Regions from separate parts of the Mus musculus genome. Here region 2 is linked to region 1. Evidence: chromatin loops called from intact Hi-C (ENCODE). Cell type or tissue: gastrocnemius. All regions are shown on one strand. Each heading gives the region's core, and the rest is flanking DNA. Links, peaks and the distances in the headings are about the cores only. Region 1 has its middle 250 kb from the start of Gm33548. Region 2 has its middle 63 kb from the start of Gm24731.

The links. A loop is a pair of places that touch in the nucleus more often than their neighbours do. Peaks named below come from ENCODE experiments on the same cell type or tissue, not always from the same donor. Only the 100,000 strongest peaks of a DNase experiment are listed, where the experiment ranks them.
Region 2: a loop joins it to region 1, with 6 times the contacts of the local background. A loop is called at or near these places in 9 of 42 quality-filtered maps.

The regions. Positions count from the first base shown.
Region 1 is chr12:44,670,319-44,679,528 of GRCm38, reverse strand. No RefSeq gene overlaps it. Among named protein-coding and RNA genes, the nearest start is that of Gm33548, 250 kb to the left of the region's middle. In gastrocnemius, for the core only: a CTCF peak has its summit at 4,815 (motif pointing left); DNase peaks (open chromatin) are centred at 3,778, 4,395, 4,788 and 5,788.
Region 2 is chr12:45,167,362-45,176,571 of GRCm38, reverse strand. No RefSeq gene overlaps it. Among named protein-coding and RNA genes, the nearest start is that of Gm24731, 63 kb to the right of the region's middle. In gastrocnemius, for the core only: a CTCF peak has its summit at 4,423 (motif pointing right); a DNase peak (open chromatin) is centred at 4,435.

The DNA.
Region 1 (9,210 bases), core at 342-8,341:
GGAAATAAATCCAACCAAAATTCAAGGACCATCTACCTCAGTGAAATTCTTAGGAGTCCAGTGGTGTGGGGCATGCAGAGATATTCCTTCTAAGGTGAAAGATAAGTTATTGCACCTGGCCCCTCCTACAACCAAGAAAGAAGCACAACGTTTAGTGGGTCTATTTGGATTCTGGAGACAACACATCCCTCACTTGGGTGTGTTACTTAGGCCTATTTACCAAGTGACTCGGAAAGCTGCTAGCTTTGTGTGGGGCCTGGAACAGGAGAAGGCCCTTCAACAGGTCCAGGCTGCTGTGCAGGCTGCTCTACCACTTGGACCATATGACCCAGCAGATCCGATGGTACTTGAGGTGTCTGTGGCTGATAGAGATGCTGTTTGGAGCCTCTGGCAGGCCCCTGTAGGTGAATCACAGAAAAGGCCTTTGGGATTTTGGAGCAAAGCTCTACCATCATCTGCAGACAACTATTCTCCCTTTGAAAAACAGCTCTTGGCCTGCTATTGGGCCTTAGTGGAAACTGAACGTCTGACAATAGGACACCAAGTCACTATGCGACCTGAACTACCCATCATGAGCTGGGTACTATCAGACCCTGCAAGTCATAAAGTGGGACGTGCACAGCAGCAGTCTATTATCAAATGGAAGTGGTATATACGTGATCGGGCCAGAGCAGGTCCTGAAGGCACAAGCAAGTTACATGAAGAAGTTGCTCAAATGCCTATGGTTTCTACTCCTGTTACAATGCCATCTGCTGCCAAGCATGCACCTATAGCCTCATGGGGTGTTCCCTATGATCAACTGACCGAAGAGGAGAAGACTAGAGCCTGGTTTACTGATGGCTCTGCACGTTATGCAGGCACCACCCAGAAGTGGACAGCTGCAGCATTACAACCCCTTTCTGGGACAACCTTGAAAGACACAGGTGAAGGGAAATCTTCACAGTGGGCAGAACTTCGGGCAGTACACATGGTATTACAGTTTGTTTGCAAGAAGAAATGGCCAGATGTACGATTATACACTGACTCATGGGCTGTAGCCAATGGATTGGCTGGATGGTCAGGGACTTGGAAAGATCACAATTGGAAAATTGGTGAGAAAGACATCTGGGGAAGAAGTATGTGGATAGATCTCTCCAAATGGGCAAAGGATGTGAAGATATTTGTGTCCCATGTAAATGCTCACCAAAAGGTGACTTCAGCTGAGGAGGAGTTCAATAATCAAGTGGATAAGATGACCCGTTCTGTGGACAATCAGCCTCTCTCCCCAGCCATCCCTGTCATTGCTCAATGGGCACATGAACAAAGTGGCCATGGTGGTCGAGATGGAGGTTATGCTTGGGCTCAGCAACATGGGCTTCCACTCACCAAGGCTGACCTGGCTACAGCTGCTGCTGATTGCCAGATCTGCCAACAGCAGAAACCACTGAGCCCCAGATATGGCACCATTCCTCGAGGTGACCAGCCAGCAACCTGGTGGCAGGTTGACTACATTGGACCACTTCCTTCGTGGAAAGGACAGCGTTTTGTTCTTACTGGAGTAGATACTTATTCTGGTTATGGATTTGCCTTTCCTGCACGTAATGCCTCTGCTAAAACCACCATTCACGGACTGACAGAATGCCTCATCTATCGTCATGGTATTCCACACAGTATTGCTTCTGACCAAGGAACTCATTTCACAGCCAGAGAAGTACGACAGTGGGCTCACGATCATGGAATTCACTGGTCTTACCACATTCCCCATCATCCTGAAGCAGCTGGGCTGATAGAAAGATGGAATGGCCTTTTGAAGACGCAGTTACAGCGCCAATTAGGTGGTAACAGCTTGGAAGGCTGGGGCAGAGTTCTTCAGAAGGCAGTATATGCTTTGAATCAGCGCTCGATATATGGTACAGTTTCACCCATAGCCAGGATTCATGGGTCCAGGAATCAAGGGGTGGAAAACGGAATAGTTCCACTTACTATCACTCCTAGTGACCCTCTAGGAAAATTTTTGCTTCCTGTCCCCATAACTCTAGGTTCTGCTGGCTTAGAAGTTTTGGCTCCAGAGAGGGGAGTGCTCCTACCAGGAGCTACAACAAACATTTCATTGAACTGGAAGCTCAGACTTCCCCCTGGTCATTTTGGGCTTCTAATGCCCTTAAACCAACAGGCTAAAAAAGGAATAACAGTGTTAGGAGGGGTGATAGATCCAGATTACCATGGGGAAATTGGATTACCTCTTCACAATGGTGGTAAGCAAGATTATGTCTGGAGTGCAGGAGATCCCTTAGGGCGTCTCTTAGTACTACCATGTCCTGTGATTAAAGTCAATGGGAAACTACAACAGCCTAATCCAAGCAGGATGACAAAGGACGCAGACCCATCAGGAATGAAGGTATGGGTCAATCCTCCAGGAAAAGAGCCAAGACCTGCTGAGGTGCTGGCTGAAGGTGAAGGAAATACAGAATGGGTAGTAGAGGAAGGTAGTTATAAATACCAATTAAGGCCACGTAACCAGTTGCAGAAACGAGGATTATAAAGTAATATGAATGCCCATTGTAAATTTACTAATGCGTTTGCGATTGTACGAGGGATAGTTATATCATGTTAGGCGTATTTACAGCCTTGTTATTGTTTCATGTGAACATGAGATATTATTTGTGTCAAGTTGACAAGGGGTGGATTGTAGTGGCTATTCCTGGTTGTCAACTTGACAATATTTGGAATGAACTACAATTCGGAATTGGAAGGCTCACCAGTGACCCTTATCTGGAGGCTTGGAGATCCTTATCTGGATCTTGGTTTGAAGATCTTGAGCCATAGTGGCTATGGATTCCAGAAGATTGAATCTCCGAGTTAAGGAACACACCTTTAATCTGGGCTATGCCTTTCATCTGGGATTAAAGGTGTGGTGGAACACACCTTTAATCTGGGCTACACCTTTTGCTGGAGACAATATAAGGACATTGGAAGAAGGGAGTCTAGCTCTTGCTCTTGCTCTTGCTCCTTTGCCTGCTTGCTGCGTGAGACTGAGTAACTGCTAGATCCTTGGACTTCCATTCACAGCTGCGACTGAACAATTGTTGGGAATTCGGCTGCCGACTGTAAGTCATCAATAAATTCCTTTACTATTTAGAGATTATCCATAAGTTCTGTGACTCTAGAGAACCCTGACTAATACACCTTGTAATAAAATTTATCCTTTTCCTTTAACATCATTCTCTGTGTGAAGTTGGTAAACATTTTTAAGTTTTGAATTTAGGCCATACAGGGTGAAGTATTTATTTTGTCCCCTTGAAAATAACCTAAGAGAAAACATCACACCATTGCCTTTCCCACTCATAAATAGATTCTGTTTGACTTCTATGACTTTCTGTGAGGGAAAAGAGGCTGAAGTTTAAAGTCATTTTCATGTTATCCCACTGTGATAAGAAATTATTTCTCCTTAGTCAGCTGTTATCATGCAGATTGCTCTGAAATCAGATTACAGCTGCTTGTTCTGATGGATTGGTTCATTCTGCCTTTAAAAATCATTTCTGTCTCTTATCTGGAAGCATAAAGCTAAGAAGATAATTATAACACTCACTTGTAAGTTTCTGTGTTTTACCATAAAACTAAGCAGAAACCACTCCTGTGAAAAAACAAGACAGTCGTGAGATGGCATGATCACAGGAGAGATGTCCTCCTTGTCCCTCATCCTTGGTGGCAGTCAGGAGTTGGCTGCACAGCTCACCTGGGCTGCTCAGTAGATCTGATTCGAGTTGCTTGGACTGAGCTGGACTTGAGGACAGGAGAGCTGTCCCTGGCCATTGCCAACTGAGTCATTGGGTGAGCTAGCCAAGGCAGTGCTGGGGAGCTCATCCTGGTGCTGTGGGAACTGGAGAGGTGATGGCTTGACCAGCTCAGCTACCACGAAATCAGGAGGTTTGGATCTGCAGGACCTTCATGACACAGAACAACAGGATAGCTTAGAGGAGTCCTAGTTTGTTTTGTTTTGTGTTTTTATTGTTTTCTTTTCAGCCCATTCTCTAACTCAAAAAGTCAATGTATTGACCCAATGTTGTGGACTAGTGTCTTGTGCCAAATGCTTGCATAAAGGATGCAGACTTTATGTAGATGCCATTTATATTCCAAACTTAGACTGTTAGTGTCTGGTGTCTCAAATTTACACTTCTAGTTCTGTGACCTTGAGCACATTTTTAACCACTGTCTGTTTGTTTCCTCATTTGCAAAATTTGCAGTATTTTTTTTGTAAGGTTTTTTTGTTTTGTTTTGTTTTTGCAAGTTTTTTGGGGGTAAGATCAGAGATCACATAGGTAAAATGCTTAGATAAATATGTCACCCTCAGTAGACCACCAGCAGGTGGCACATGAGAGTTTGTTTTCCACTTCAGTGGTCCTTCTATCCAGCAGCAAATGAGCTACCCAGTCACACAATTTCCAATGTCTCATAAGTTTATCCTTCTGGAAGGTGACCTTGGAGAATCTGCACCAAAGCAAGTTGCTGTGGTTTGTGGTGGTTTTTGTTTTTTGTTTGTTTGGGTTTTTTTTTTTTTTTCTGGCCCTTGGTTCTCCAGCAAAGAGTGTGATTTAAGGCATGGGGCAAAATCCATGCAGCCGACCGAAGCTCTACAAAAGCAGGTGAGAGGAGCTAGAGAAGAAAATCCTGGATGATGCGTTTAATTTGATCTGTTCCCTAGAGTCATTAAAATGCATCCTTCCCTAGACTCTAAAATTCTTGAGCTGAAATAATCAGTCCAACAAGATTCTTTCCCCTGTAGAAATCACTGGAAGCATACTTTAATGTGTCCAAAATCCCAGAGCTGTTGAAATACTGCCCCCTTGTGTTTCAGGGTTGGAGAAAGTTCTATGGGTAATGAAACTTTATTTTTTTTTTTCCATTTTTTATTAGGTATTTAGCTCATTTACATTTCCAATGCTATACCAAAAGTCCCCCTTACCCACCCACCCCCACTCCCCTACCCACCCACTCCCCCCCTTTGGCCCTGGCGTTCCCCTGTACCGGGGCACACAAAGTCTGCGTGTCCAATGGGCCTCTCTTTCCAGTGATGGCCGACTAGGCCATCTTTTGATACATATGCAGCTAGAGTCAAGAGCTCAGGGGAAAAAAAAAAAAAATAAAGTTTCATTACCAAAAAAAAAAAAAAAAAAAAAAAAGTAAAATATAAGTAAATAAATAAATATTAAAAAACAAGGCCTATGTTTGCAGCAATAGACTCATAGTGATTTCCTCAGAAAGAGTTTTAATAGGCCCTTATGCAGGCTACTACTGGGTAATTAGTAAAAACTTCTGAGGCTAAGTCTCAATTATGCAGTTATCTGAGGGTCATTACTAACAGTAATATAAATCCATATTTAAGCACTATGTGTCAGAAGGGCATTCTCAAATCTCCAGATTTCCTCACACTCTGACACATCACCAACAACTTCAAAGGGCTTTTAATTAGATTGTCTTCTTTGATTGACATTTACCATGTAATACATCAAAATTGAGCATATTTTTTTAAAAAAAATCATTAATTCAGTACAGTGGTTTGAGAAAGAATGAACCCCAAAGGCTCATATATTTGAATGTTTGGTTCCCAGTTGGTGAACTGTTTAGGAAGGACTAAGAGGTTTGGCCTTGTTGGAGGAGGTATGTCACAAAAAAAAAAAAAAAAAAAAAAAAAAAGAAAGTTCTATGGGAAACATTTCTTACAAGCTCAACGTCCGTTCATACAGTGGATCCCAAATGACCCATCTATTTTGAAAGGTTAAGATGTGGGTACCACGCCGGGCGATGGTGGCGCACGCCTTTAATCCCGGCACTCGGGAGGCAGAAGCAGGCGGATTCCAGGAGTTCCAGGACAGCCAGGGCTATACACAGAAACCTTGTCTCGAAAAACAAAACAAAACAAAACAAAAGATGTGGGTACCAAAGTACACTTTTTACACATGTAATTAACACAGAGACAGATAGGTACCCACTTTCAATGCACTCCCAAGAGAATTCAGAGGGAATTATTGACCCTTTAAGCAAAGAAGAAAAAGAAGAAAGAACACTTAAGAAAAATGATTACGTTTTTTCTTCTGTTTCCATACTTTCTTTTATTTCTTTCTTTCTCCCTCCATTTACTGACGTTTTTTTCTTCTGTTTCCATACTTTCTTTTATTTCTTTCTTTCTCCCTCCATTTACTGAGCAACTACCATAGCAGAGCAGTTAGAATACAGACCCTGGAATCTGGATCTTACTTGCCATATGGTTTCAAAATTGACCATTTGTGAAAACTTGGGCAAATTGTTTAATGTCTCTGTGCCTCAGCTTTTGAAGTCCGTAAGATGGTGGTACTGTGGGCCTGCCTCAAGCTCCTATTCTACAGATGCCTGTGATTCTTACAGTAGAGGTTAATACTTAGAACAGGGCCTGCCACAGTGTAAAGACTGAATAATGGGAGCTCTTAATCATTATTATTGTCTATTTTCCTGTCTCAGGACTTGTTCTAGAGTGTAGGCAATTTACAGAGAGTGAGAGATTTTAGAGTTCTCCATCCTAAATGTGATGTCTTTATCAACAACCTTACCCCAAGGTTCAGAGATCTATGCAGGAGGAGAAAAGTGGTAAAAGCCAGAGATGGGGGGATATCTCCAAGAAAGCTGTGTCTTCCAGGTACAACAGGGTTGATGAACATATAAATTCACAAAGATGTGTGCAGTATGCCCAAAAGTTGCATAGGTTCAAAATGGACAAAATCCTAGCACAAAGTCCCACCTCTAACTAACAAACTCTTTGCAATTGATAGTTGCTGGGAGGAGAAATATCAGTTTTCTACAATAGAGTGGCAATGGGTCTATCAACCACATTCCTAAGGCAGGCCCCATACTCAGGAACAGTTGGCCAACACAAAACAGACTCCATGATTTTTGGTTTGGGTTTTGTCTTTATTGTTGTTTTGGTTGGTTGGTTGGTTTGGTTTCATGATTTTCATCTTTTGGAAAGTTTTATTTATTTATTTTGTTTTTGGAGGAAGAAAAATGTAAAATGTGGTGGGTACAGAGGCTGGAGGATTTAGGAGGAGTTTGGAGAGAGAGAAAAAATGTGATCAAAATATACTGTATGAAAAAATATTTAAACAAATAAAAAATACAAGATAAAATAAAGAATGTATGGTTGGACCTACAGAAGATTAAAATGATCCATGCTTCTTTAAACCTTATATCACAGATATGGGGCCCCAAATTCTTTGGGATTTTTCCCTTACAACTGCAGAGCAAAGAATAATAAAGGTGTTGATTACATAAAAACTCCAAAGAGAAAGAAATTCCTGATCCTTCAAGAAGCCAGTAGGAAACATTAAAGCCAAGTGCTCCAAACATAGCCAGAATTACCATGGTGAGTCTGTAGAAGTATGACAAGCTCCACATTTCTCAAATCCATTCAGTGAAATGCAGTTACCTTTCCAGGTCAGGAGATTGTTTATATTTTTGAGCTAAAGGCAGATAATCTCAGATGGACAGATCTGAATCATGCTGCCTTCTTCTTATTAAAATGCCCTTATAAAATTATCATCTTTAAGAATCCTCTGCTAAGATGTTTCAACTAGTAAGAAAGACACATGCTCCACTATGTTCATAGCAGCCTTATTTATAATAGCCAGAAACTGGATGCTTCTCAACAGAGTAATGGATACAAAAAAAAAATGTGGTACATATACACAATGGAGTACTACTCAGCTATTAAAAAGAATGAATTTATGAAATTCCTAGGCAAATGGATGGAACTGGAGGGCATCATTCTGAGTGAGGAAACCCAATCACAGAAGAACTCAAATGATATGTACTCACTGATAAGTGGATATTAGCCCAGAAACTTAGAATACCCAAGATACAAGATACAATTTACGAAACACATGAAACTCAAGAAGAACAAAGACCAAAGTGTGGACACTTTGCCTTCTTAGAATTGGGAACAAAACACCCATGGAAGGAGTTACAGAGACAAAGTTTGGAGCTGTGACGAAAGGATGGACCATCTAGAGACTGCCATATCCGGGGATCCATCCCACAATCAGCCTCCAAACGCTTACTCCTTTGCATACACTAGCAAGATTTTGCTGAAAGGATCCAGATATAGCTGTTTCTTGTGAGACTATGCCAGGGCCTAGCAAACACAGAAGTGGATGCTCACAGTCAGCTATTGGATGGATCACAGGGCCCCCAATGGAGGAGCTAGAGAAAGTACCCAAGGAGCTAAAGGGATCTGCAACCCTAAGGGTGGAACAACATTATGAACTAACCAGTACCCCGGAGCTCTTGTCTCTAGCTGCATATGTATCAAAAGATGGCCTAGTCAGCCATCACTGGAAAGAGAGGCCCATTGGACACGCAAACTTTATATGTCCCAGTACAGGGGAACTCCAGGGCCAAAAAGTGGGAGTGGGTGGGTAGCGGAGTTGGGGGGAGGGTATGGGGGACTTTTGGGATAGCATTGGAAATGTAAATGAAGAAAACACCTAATAAAAAGTAAACAAAAAAGAATCCTCTGCTAAAATGCACATGCACCTGCACCACTTGCCACAATTATTCATTACATATTAACATTATGTGTAATGTTGATTTGGAAAATTCTTTCTAACCTCATATCTAAAGCTGAGGAGGTGCCGAATAACTGTATATTTTTTAAATGTAACATTTCTCATCTCAGAAAAATAATGTTTATTAAAGAAGACATAGATAATACAAAAAGCTGAAGAAAATTGTCCTCAGGAACCAGAAGATAATTAATTTTAACCTTTGGACATCCTTCCAGATACATCAGTATGTCCTGTGCAGTTTGTAGAACAGGTGGAGTGGCAGAGGTCATGAGGCACAGAACCTTCTCCTGGTTGAAATCCAGAGTTCTCCTCCAGTTTCTGTTGGTTGATGAGGTTCTCATAGTTCTTGCTTCCATTTCTTGCCCATAAAGGTACCATCTCCGCTCATTACCAGGTCGGCTCCCTCTTGGAACACAGGCACTTATACATGTGTGAATAAATGTGGATATGTATGCTTACAAACGTGCACACACAAAGACATAGCTCATTAACATCAGTTAGTGTTGTAAACTGAAAACTAGGAAGAAACATTCATTGCAACAAAGCACCAAGGAAGACACTGTTCAGGTCTTTTGAACATTCCTTGCCTTCTTCACTGTGAGAAGATACCCACCACTCATTACATGCAGGTGGAATC
Region 2 (9,210 bases), core at 594-8,593, 500 kb before region 1:
TACTAAACCAGTGGTGAATGAAAACTTAGTTCACAAAGAAAAAATAACTGATTTGGATTGGATTCCTCACTCCCTCTTCACTGATAAGACTCACGGGGTATTTACTGAAACCCTGGTTAAAATCTGGAGTTTTCACTGATGAATAGATATTAGCCCAGAAGCTCAGATTACCCAAGATACAATATGCAAAACACATGAAACTCAAGAAGAAGGAAGACCAAAGTGTGGATACTTTGATCCTTCTTAGTAGGGGGAACAAAATGACCATGGAAAGAGTTACAGAAACAAAGTTCAGAGCAGAGACAGAAGGAATGACCATCCAGAGACTACCCCACCTGGGTATCCATCCTATAAACAACCACCAAACCCAGACACTATGGCAGATGCCAACAAAAGCTTGCTGTCAGGAACCTGATATAGCTGTCTCCTGCGAGGCTCTACCAATGCCTGGCAAATACAGAAGTGGATGCTCACAGTCATGCATTGGACGGAGCACAGGGTCCCCAATGAATGAACTAGAGGAAGGACCCAAGTAGCTGAAGGGGGTTTGCTGCTCCATGGGAGAAACAGCAATAATGAACTAACCAGTAGCCCCAAGAGCTACCTGGGACTAAACCACCAATCAAAGAAAACACATGGTGGGACTCATGCTCTAGCTGCATATGTAGCAGAGGATAGCCTAGTCAGTCATCAATGGGAGGAGAGGCCCTTGGTCCTGTGAAGGTTCTATGCCCCAGTATAGGGGAATGCAAGGGCCAGGAAGCAGGAGTGGGTGGGTTGGGGAGCACGGGGAGGGGGAGGGGATAGAGGATTTTAGAAGGGAAAACTAGGAAAGGGGATAACATTTGAAATGTAAATAAAGAAAATATCTAAGAAAGAAGGAAGGAAGGAAGGGAGGAAGGAAGAAAGAAAGAAAGAAAGAAAGAAAGAAAGAAAGAAAGAAAGAAAGAAAGAAAGAAAGAAAGAAAGAAAGAAAGAAAGAAAGTCTTCCAATGACATCACAAAAAAAAAAAAAGTCTGGACTTTTGCCTAATGACAACTGACCAGAACACATGCAATTCTGTCCATAGTTCTGTCCTCAGCTTACAACCTATGCTTTCCTCACCACTGCCTTGCAGTTTCCTTCCTCATTCACAAGAGCTCCAAGAGCGAGTGCAGGCACAAAATAGAAACAGAAAGTACTCTACCCAATTCATTCTATGAAACCACAATTACTCTGATAACTAAACCACACAAAGATTCAACAAAGAAAAAGAATTTCAGACCAATTTCCCTTATGAATATCGATGCAAAAATACTCAATAAAATCCTCACAAACCGAATCCAAGAACACATCAAATCGATCATTCATCATGACCAAGTAGGCTTCATCCTAGGGATGCAGGGATAGCTTAATATATGGAAATCCATCAACGTAATCCACTATATAAACAAACTCAAAGACAAAAACCACATGATCATCTCGTTCGATGCTGAAAAGGCATTTGAAAATCCAACACCCATTCATGATAAAAGTCATGGAAAGATCAGGAATTCAAGGCCCATACCTAAACATAATAAAAGCAATATACAGCAAACCCGTAGCCAACATCAAAGTAAATGGTAAGAAGCTGGAAGCAATCTCCCTAAAATCAGGGACTAGACAAGGCTGTCCACTTTCTCCCTACCTATTCAATATAGTACTGGAAGTCCTAGCCAGAGCAACTCAACAATAAAAGGAGATCTAGCGGATGCAGATTGGAAAGAAAGAAGTCAAAATATCACTGTTTGCAGATGATATGATAGTATATATAAGTGACCCTAAAATTCTACCAGAGAACTCCTAAACGTGATAAACAGCTTCAGTGAAGTAGCTGGATATAAAACTAACTAAAACAAATCAGTGGCCTTTCTCTACACAAAGGATAAACAGGCTGAGAAAGAAATTAGGGAAACAACACCCTTCACAATAGTCACTAATAATATAAAATACCTTGGTGTGAGTCTAACTAAGGAAGTGAAAGATCTGTATGACAAGAACTTAAAGTCTCTGAAGAAAGAAATTGAAGATCTCAGAAGATGGAAAGATCTCCCATGCTCATGGATTGGCAGGATTAATATAGTAAAAGTGGCTATCCTGCCAAAAGCAATCTACAGATTCAATGCAATCCCCATCAAAATTCCAACTAAATTCTTCACTGAGTTAAAAAGGGCAATTTGCAAATTCACTTGGAATAACAAAGAACCTAGGATAGCAAAAACTATTCTCAACAATAAAAGAATCTCTGGGAGAATCACCATGCCTGACCTCAAGCTGTACTACCGAGCAATTGTGATAAAAACTGCATGGTACTGGTACAGCGACAGACAGGTAGATCAGTGGAATAGAATTGAAGACCAAGAAATGAGCCCACATACAGCATTTTCTTTTTTTCTTTTTTTTCTTTTTTTCTTTTTTTTTTTTTTATGTTTTCTAGCATTTCTTCTTCTTTTTTTTTTTTTTAGGTATTTTCCTCATTTACATTTCCAATGCTACCCCAAAAGTCCCCCATACCCTCCCCGCCCCCACTCGCCTACCCACCCACTCCCACTTTTTGGCCCTGGCGTCCCTTGGTGCTGGCACAACTGGATCCTCTGGTAGTACTATGTCCAGTTTTCTGCAGAACTGCCAGACTGATTTCCAGAGTGGTTGTACAAGCTTGCAATCCCACCAGCAATGGAGGAGTGTTCCTCTTTCTCCAAATCCTCACCAGTATCTGCTGTCACCTGAATTTTTGATCCTAGCCATGTAGAAGAATGAGAATTGATCCATTCTTATCTCCTTGTACAAAGGTCAAGTCTAAGTGGATCAAAGAACGCCACATAAAACTAGAGACACTGAATACAGAATAAAATATCCATAGAAGGAGTTGCAGAGACAAAGTTTGGAGCTAAGACGAAAAGATGGACCATCCAGAGACTGCCCCACCTGGGTGTCCATCCCATATTCAGCCACCAAATGCAGACACTATTGCATATGCCAGCAAGATTTTGCTGAAGGGACCCTGATATAGCTGTATCCTGTGAGGCTTTACCAGTGCCTGGCAAATACAGAAGTGGATGCTCACATTCATCTATAGGATGGAACACAGGGCTCCCAATATAGGAGCTAGAGAAAACACCCAAGAGCTGAAGGGGTCTGCAACCTTACAGGTGGAACAACAATATGAACTAATCAGTACCCCCCCCCCCCAGAGCTCGTGTCTCTAGCTGCATATGTATCAGAAGATGGCCTAGTTGGCCATCATTGGAAAGAGAGGTCCCTTGGTCTAGCAAACTTTATATGCCCCAGTACAGGGGAATGCCAGAGCCAAGAAGTGGGAGTGAGTGGGTAGGGGAGCAGGGCTGGGGGAAGGTGTAGGGGACTTTTGGGATAGCATTTGAAATGTAAATGAAGAAAATATCTAATAAAAAATAATAATTATAACAATAAAAATAATTTTAAAAAAAAGAGTGAGTGCAGAGATACTGACAAGTGTGGACAAAGCAGCACTAGGCGCTTCCTTTTCCAAGTCATTGAACTGGAGTTGAATCTAAAGTGAAAATTTGATCATTCCACTTCATTCCTGATGAATGAGAACTGAAGCTAACAAGGCCTTACAGAATGAGAGTCTTGGAAATAAACGAAAGCTAATCCTTGGGAACTGTAAATGCTGTCTTTTGTTTCGAGTTATTTTATCCTTGTTGCCACTTAAAATTACTCTACACACACTTCAAGTTTGAGAGCCTTAACATTCTTTTGTTTTGTCATGTTTGTTTGGTTTGGGCTTTGTTTTTTTGAGGCTGGGTCTCTGACTACAGGTGTAACTGGCAACAATCCCCATGCCTCACTCTTGTTGATGCGAAGCTGAAAAGCATGAGCCATCTGTTCTGTTGTTGCTATCGTTTGTTTGTTTGTAATTTTGTTTGTTTTTTTTTCTTTTTTAATTGGATATTTTATTTACATTTCAAATGTTTTCCCCTTTTCCGATGTCTCCCACCCCCGACACACACACACCCCAGAAATCTCTGCTTCTAGGAGGGTGTGCTCCCAGTCACCCAGTCCTGCCTCACAGCGCCAAGGGCCTCTGCTCCCATTGATGACTGACAAGGCCATCCTCTGCTGCATATGCAGCTGGAGCCATGGGTCCCTCCATGTGTCCTCCTTGGTAAGCAGTCTTGTAGCTCTAACCCAGGGCCCTGAATATTTTTAAACAAAGCATACCAGCACTAAGCTACACCTCCAATCTCAATTTTTTATATCGTCTCTCAGTCAGACTTCTTTACATTTCCTCCACACAAACTAGCTTTGTCCCTAAATGCTAAAGGTACTCCATACTTCAAAGGAAGTCTCCCCTTTTAAAGCAGAGCTGAGTGAACTGGAGTCATAAGGACTTGTAACTGACATTGCTCCCTTGTACCACACGGTGGCGCTGTTGGAGATTAGCTGTATCTAGTGGTGTATATCCATCACCGCAGAGCCAGTACTGGGCTAGATCCAGATAAATATTTCTGTGACTCCCTGGAAAAGAGGCAACCCCTCTCCCAGCACTGGGCTCAGCCACTGCGTTATAGCAATTTATTCTTTCTTGTTTCAGGTCACATATACATTCTTCTCAAGTTGTTGTTGCTATTCCAGTCCCCTTGTAATATCTATCGGACACCACCTTCAGATCCACAATCCTTTTCTCTTTCTCCTCACACAGAAAGGAGAACACAATTAGTTTTAAATCCTTACAAATCCTTGCAAATGGTTTCGTCACATCCTTCTTCTCTCATACAGTCTGTACTAACTGCTGAGAATGCTAATCTCAATGGGTTTCTCCTTTTATTTCCCTGATTTATTACACAAAATACACTGAACATAATGGATTTTACCTCTTGTGACAAGGCCAACATTATAAACATTCAGACCCTTTGGTTTAGTTAGGAGTGTTTATGTATACAAATGCCTTTTGTTTTACAAAAAATATAGATTCAGAGGTGATTTAACTTAATTCATGTTACAGAGCTAGCTGTTTGAAGAACCTTGATTCCTATACTGGCTAGTTCTGTGTCAACTCGACACAGCTGGAGTTATCACAGAGAAAGGAGCTTCAGTTGAGGAAATGCCTCCACGAGATCCAACTGTAAGGCATTTCCTCAATTAGTGATCAAGGGGGAAAGGCCCCTTGTGGGTGGGACCATCTCTGGGCTGGTAGTCTTGGGTTCTATAAGAGAGCGGGCTAAGCAAGCCAGGAGAAGCAAGCCAGTAAGGAACATCCCTCCATGGCCTCTGCATCAGCTCCTGCTTCCTGACCTGCTTGAGTTCCAGTCCTGACTTCCTTGGTGATGAACAGCTGTATGGAAGTGTAAGCCAAATAAACCCTTTCTTCCCCAATTTGCTTCTTGGTCATGATGTTTGTGCAGGAATAGAAACCCTGACTAAGATAATTGCTAACTTATCTCTACCCCTGGGCACAGGTTTTGGCAATTTACCACAGGGCCACTCTCCATGAACCACTCCTGCCATCTTCCTGCTCAGAGCTCTGAAGCACCATGGCATTTCTTTTTAACAAAATCTCAAACATTACCAATAAAGACACAGGAGCCTGATGCTGGCATGAATGCCTGTCCTCTTAGAGAGGCAGAGAAAGCACCCAGCTGACCTTCATCCTCAGAAATTTTTCCCAAAGGTAGCTCCATTCTCTAGGTTGTCTCAAAACCCCTCAAACTGAATGTACCTACTTCCCATGCATCTCTCTATCCGTCCTCCTGACTTCCTCTCATTCTCTTTGGGGTTTTTTCCTGTTTATTTCTTGTCAACTGGTTTCGTGCTGCACCCCTTGACCTACAATTGACTTTATTTTTTAATCCTGTTTACTATAAACAGCAACCTCTTGGATTAAAGATGTGTGCAAGGGCTGAGCCACACCACAACTAGAAACAGGTTTTCCAGTGCACAACACAGTGTTGGGCTTCACAGTTCGCTCAAACTTCCCGCAACACCATTCCTTCTGCTGCACACTTGGTCTGCTCTGTTCTCAGCATCAGTCTGGATCTAGCTAAATTTGACTGCTACCTTTCTCAGAATATATTCCCCCATCTTCCATACATGTAATCATCATCTCTCAAATTCCTTAAATTGCTCTTCATTTAACATGTTTCTAAGTCCTTAATCATTCCCTGTGCACAAACCCCCAGCACACACATGCACATAGGCATACACATACACATACACATACACATACACATACACATACACATACACATACACATACACATACTCACTTCTCCTTCGAGTCTTGTATAACGCCTCTTATAAATATGATTGGCTCATTGTATTGCCGGGTCATTTACATGCTGCTTAAATAGAAGTTTTATGTTTCTGTTGTAGTCCTTTGAAGACACGTCAAGTTTCATAGACATACCAGTTTAATTTCTTAATCCCTAAAGCATACAGAACAGCCTCTGACACTCTTAACTTAGTAGGCATTCAGTGTATATATGCTAAGTGGAATGCCATGTCAAATAGTCCCAAAAACCTTTAGTAGAATTACCGTCTCTTCTACAGGGCTGTCCCTTTCCAGGCATATAACCAACCTCATTCATGAATCTCTTAGTGATGAAGTTCTCAGGACTTGTTTCTACTTCTCTTGTTATTTCTGCACCCATACCTTTTCTCTAAGAGTAATTATTGGATACTTGAGCAATTTACAGAACACTAGGAACCAAATGGGAAAGAGGCAGAGGTGGGGACTAGTCAGTGACAATTAACCATCATGATTTATTTCCAAGAGTGACACTGATAGAGATATCCAGGCTTCATCACAGGAAGATGTGAGGGGATAGAATCTTTCTTCTAACTTGAGCCATTCACGGGACATGCAAAACATGCTTAAAAAGATATTTGTATTTGCTTGCAAAGTGCATGTCCATAGGAAGTTCTCACTTTGTTCAGTTCTGCTCCCAGATGCTTTGACCTCACTGAGTAGCACTGTATAGGGAAAGCAGGGGAACCTCCTAGATTGTCCTATGCAAAATACCCAAAAACTTCCACATTGTGGTTGGTAAGGTCCTGAGTTTTTCTTTTTAAGGCTCTGATTGTTTTTTTTATAATTATGACAATTTTACCAATAGTATTGAATAGAAAACAAACAATGAAGAAAAGGCTAACAAAATTTCTTTTCTATCAAGAGAATGATTTAAGTCATCTCAGAATCTTTCTTTAAAATCTGAAGCCCATCAAGATACATTAGTAAATATCTTCATAGAAGAATGAGTCAAATAATTCATAAATTTGTCTATACTATTAGAACTCCCATAGATAAACTTCCCTCTCATGCCCAGTGTTTGAAGAACTTGAAATTCTCAAATTTAGAAAAGAAAACTCTGAGCCACATTAACATGATCCTAAAATTTTGTAATTACATGCTTTGTCAATTAGTCGTGATTAGGAATTCAACTAAGGGCTGAAGAGATGGATCAGCGGTTAAGAGCACTGACTGCTCTTCCAAAGGTCCTGAGTTAAATTCCCAGCAACCACATGGTGGCTCACAACCATCTGTAATGGACTCGATGCCCTCTTCTGATATGTCTGATGACAGCTACAGTACAGTACTCATATAAAATAAATAAACCATTTTTAAAAAAGAATTCAACTAAATCTGTGTATATGTTAACTCATTATTTATCACAAACATATACTATGGTACATATTATCATATTATTTTGTAGAAAAATGAATACGGATTATTAGAGGTTAAATTTTAAAATACGATGGCTTTATGATATTTTAATAGTAAACAAAAACCTAAAGCTTTATGTAATTCTTACTATTGTTGGTAATATTTATAGGGACATCAGTGTGACTGAGCACATTGTGTTTGTGAACTCTTTGATTTTATACTCCCAAATCTCAGTTGCAAATGACTTTTGTGATTTCACACTATCAGTGACTAAATACTCTAAGCCATAATATTTGACAACTGTGGCACATCGCTACTAAGACTGAACTAGTTTGCTGTATTACTTGGCCAGAACGATTGTCATAAAACACCACAGTTCCAGAAGCCAAGTATCAATCAGAGTTTAACAGGCTCTTTCTGAGGTCATGAGGTAAGTATCTACCTGGGGCTCTCCTGGCTTCTCCATAACCTCATGTGGTCTTCCTGCAGTCATCTCCCCTTGACTTCCCAATATCCTTATGTAGTCTTCTTTGTCTTCATCTTCTTCTCCAAATTTTCCTCTTTTTATGAGGGCCCTGTGGTGTTGGGTTGGAGCACACTGTCATGGTCTCATTTTAAACAAATTACTTCTGTTAAGACCTTAGCTCCAGTTAAGGTAGCTTTTCACACAATAGGGCTAGGTTTCAACATCTAAAGTAAGTGAGACTGTAATACAATTTAGCCCATAGCAAAACCCATTTTTCAAATAATCTTCTTTGTCATTTTGATTTTTAAACTTTTTTTTTTTTTAGCTAACTCCTTGTATTATCACTAATGTTACTGCTATTACATAGTGTTATTATAGGGGTCTAAGGTCCTGGCTCACCTAACCTTGCTCATATAAATCCTGAACCATGACAAGATGCAGAAGGAAAATGGACAAATGGTGTGACTGCTGTGTAGCTCCTACATGTCCCCTCAAGGCACCATGACATCTAGACCATTTGAGGGCACTCAGTCCTAATTGCACAGAGTGCAGCTCTAGTTCTATATTCATATGAGGCTTCTAGAGCTTGTGGGTTGTCTTGTGAATGTGATCACATTTCTTTGGAGAACTTTGATCAAAGTCACACTTTGTAGAAACAACCTAAGCATCATCAAATTCAACTGGGAGAGTTATTTATATAAAGGGCCTTCTGTTATTCAGTAGGTTATGAAATCTCATTGCAGTCAAATCAAATCCAAAATGCCCAAAGAGCATATAACCCTCACTTTCTCTTTCTGTTTTCTCCAGTACACAGACATTTGATTATTCCTTGAGGCTTAAGGCAGTGGACTTAGAATAATACAGGCTCTAGCATTTCATTAGCTCAGAGGATGCTGCTGTTAGATCCACACTCTTTGGAACATTTGCTGAAAATGTCATTCAGAAGACATCAACACTGCCTGAGTCATAGTTTTATTGAATTTGTCAAATAGAGTAATAAAAACATCACGAAGCCATAAGACAATAATGATTCAGGTTAGAAATAAAAGATGCCAATAATCTGTTCAACTCAACAAGGCC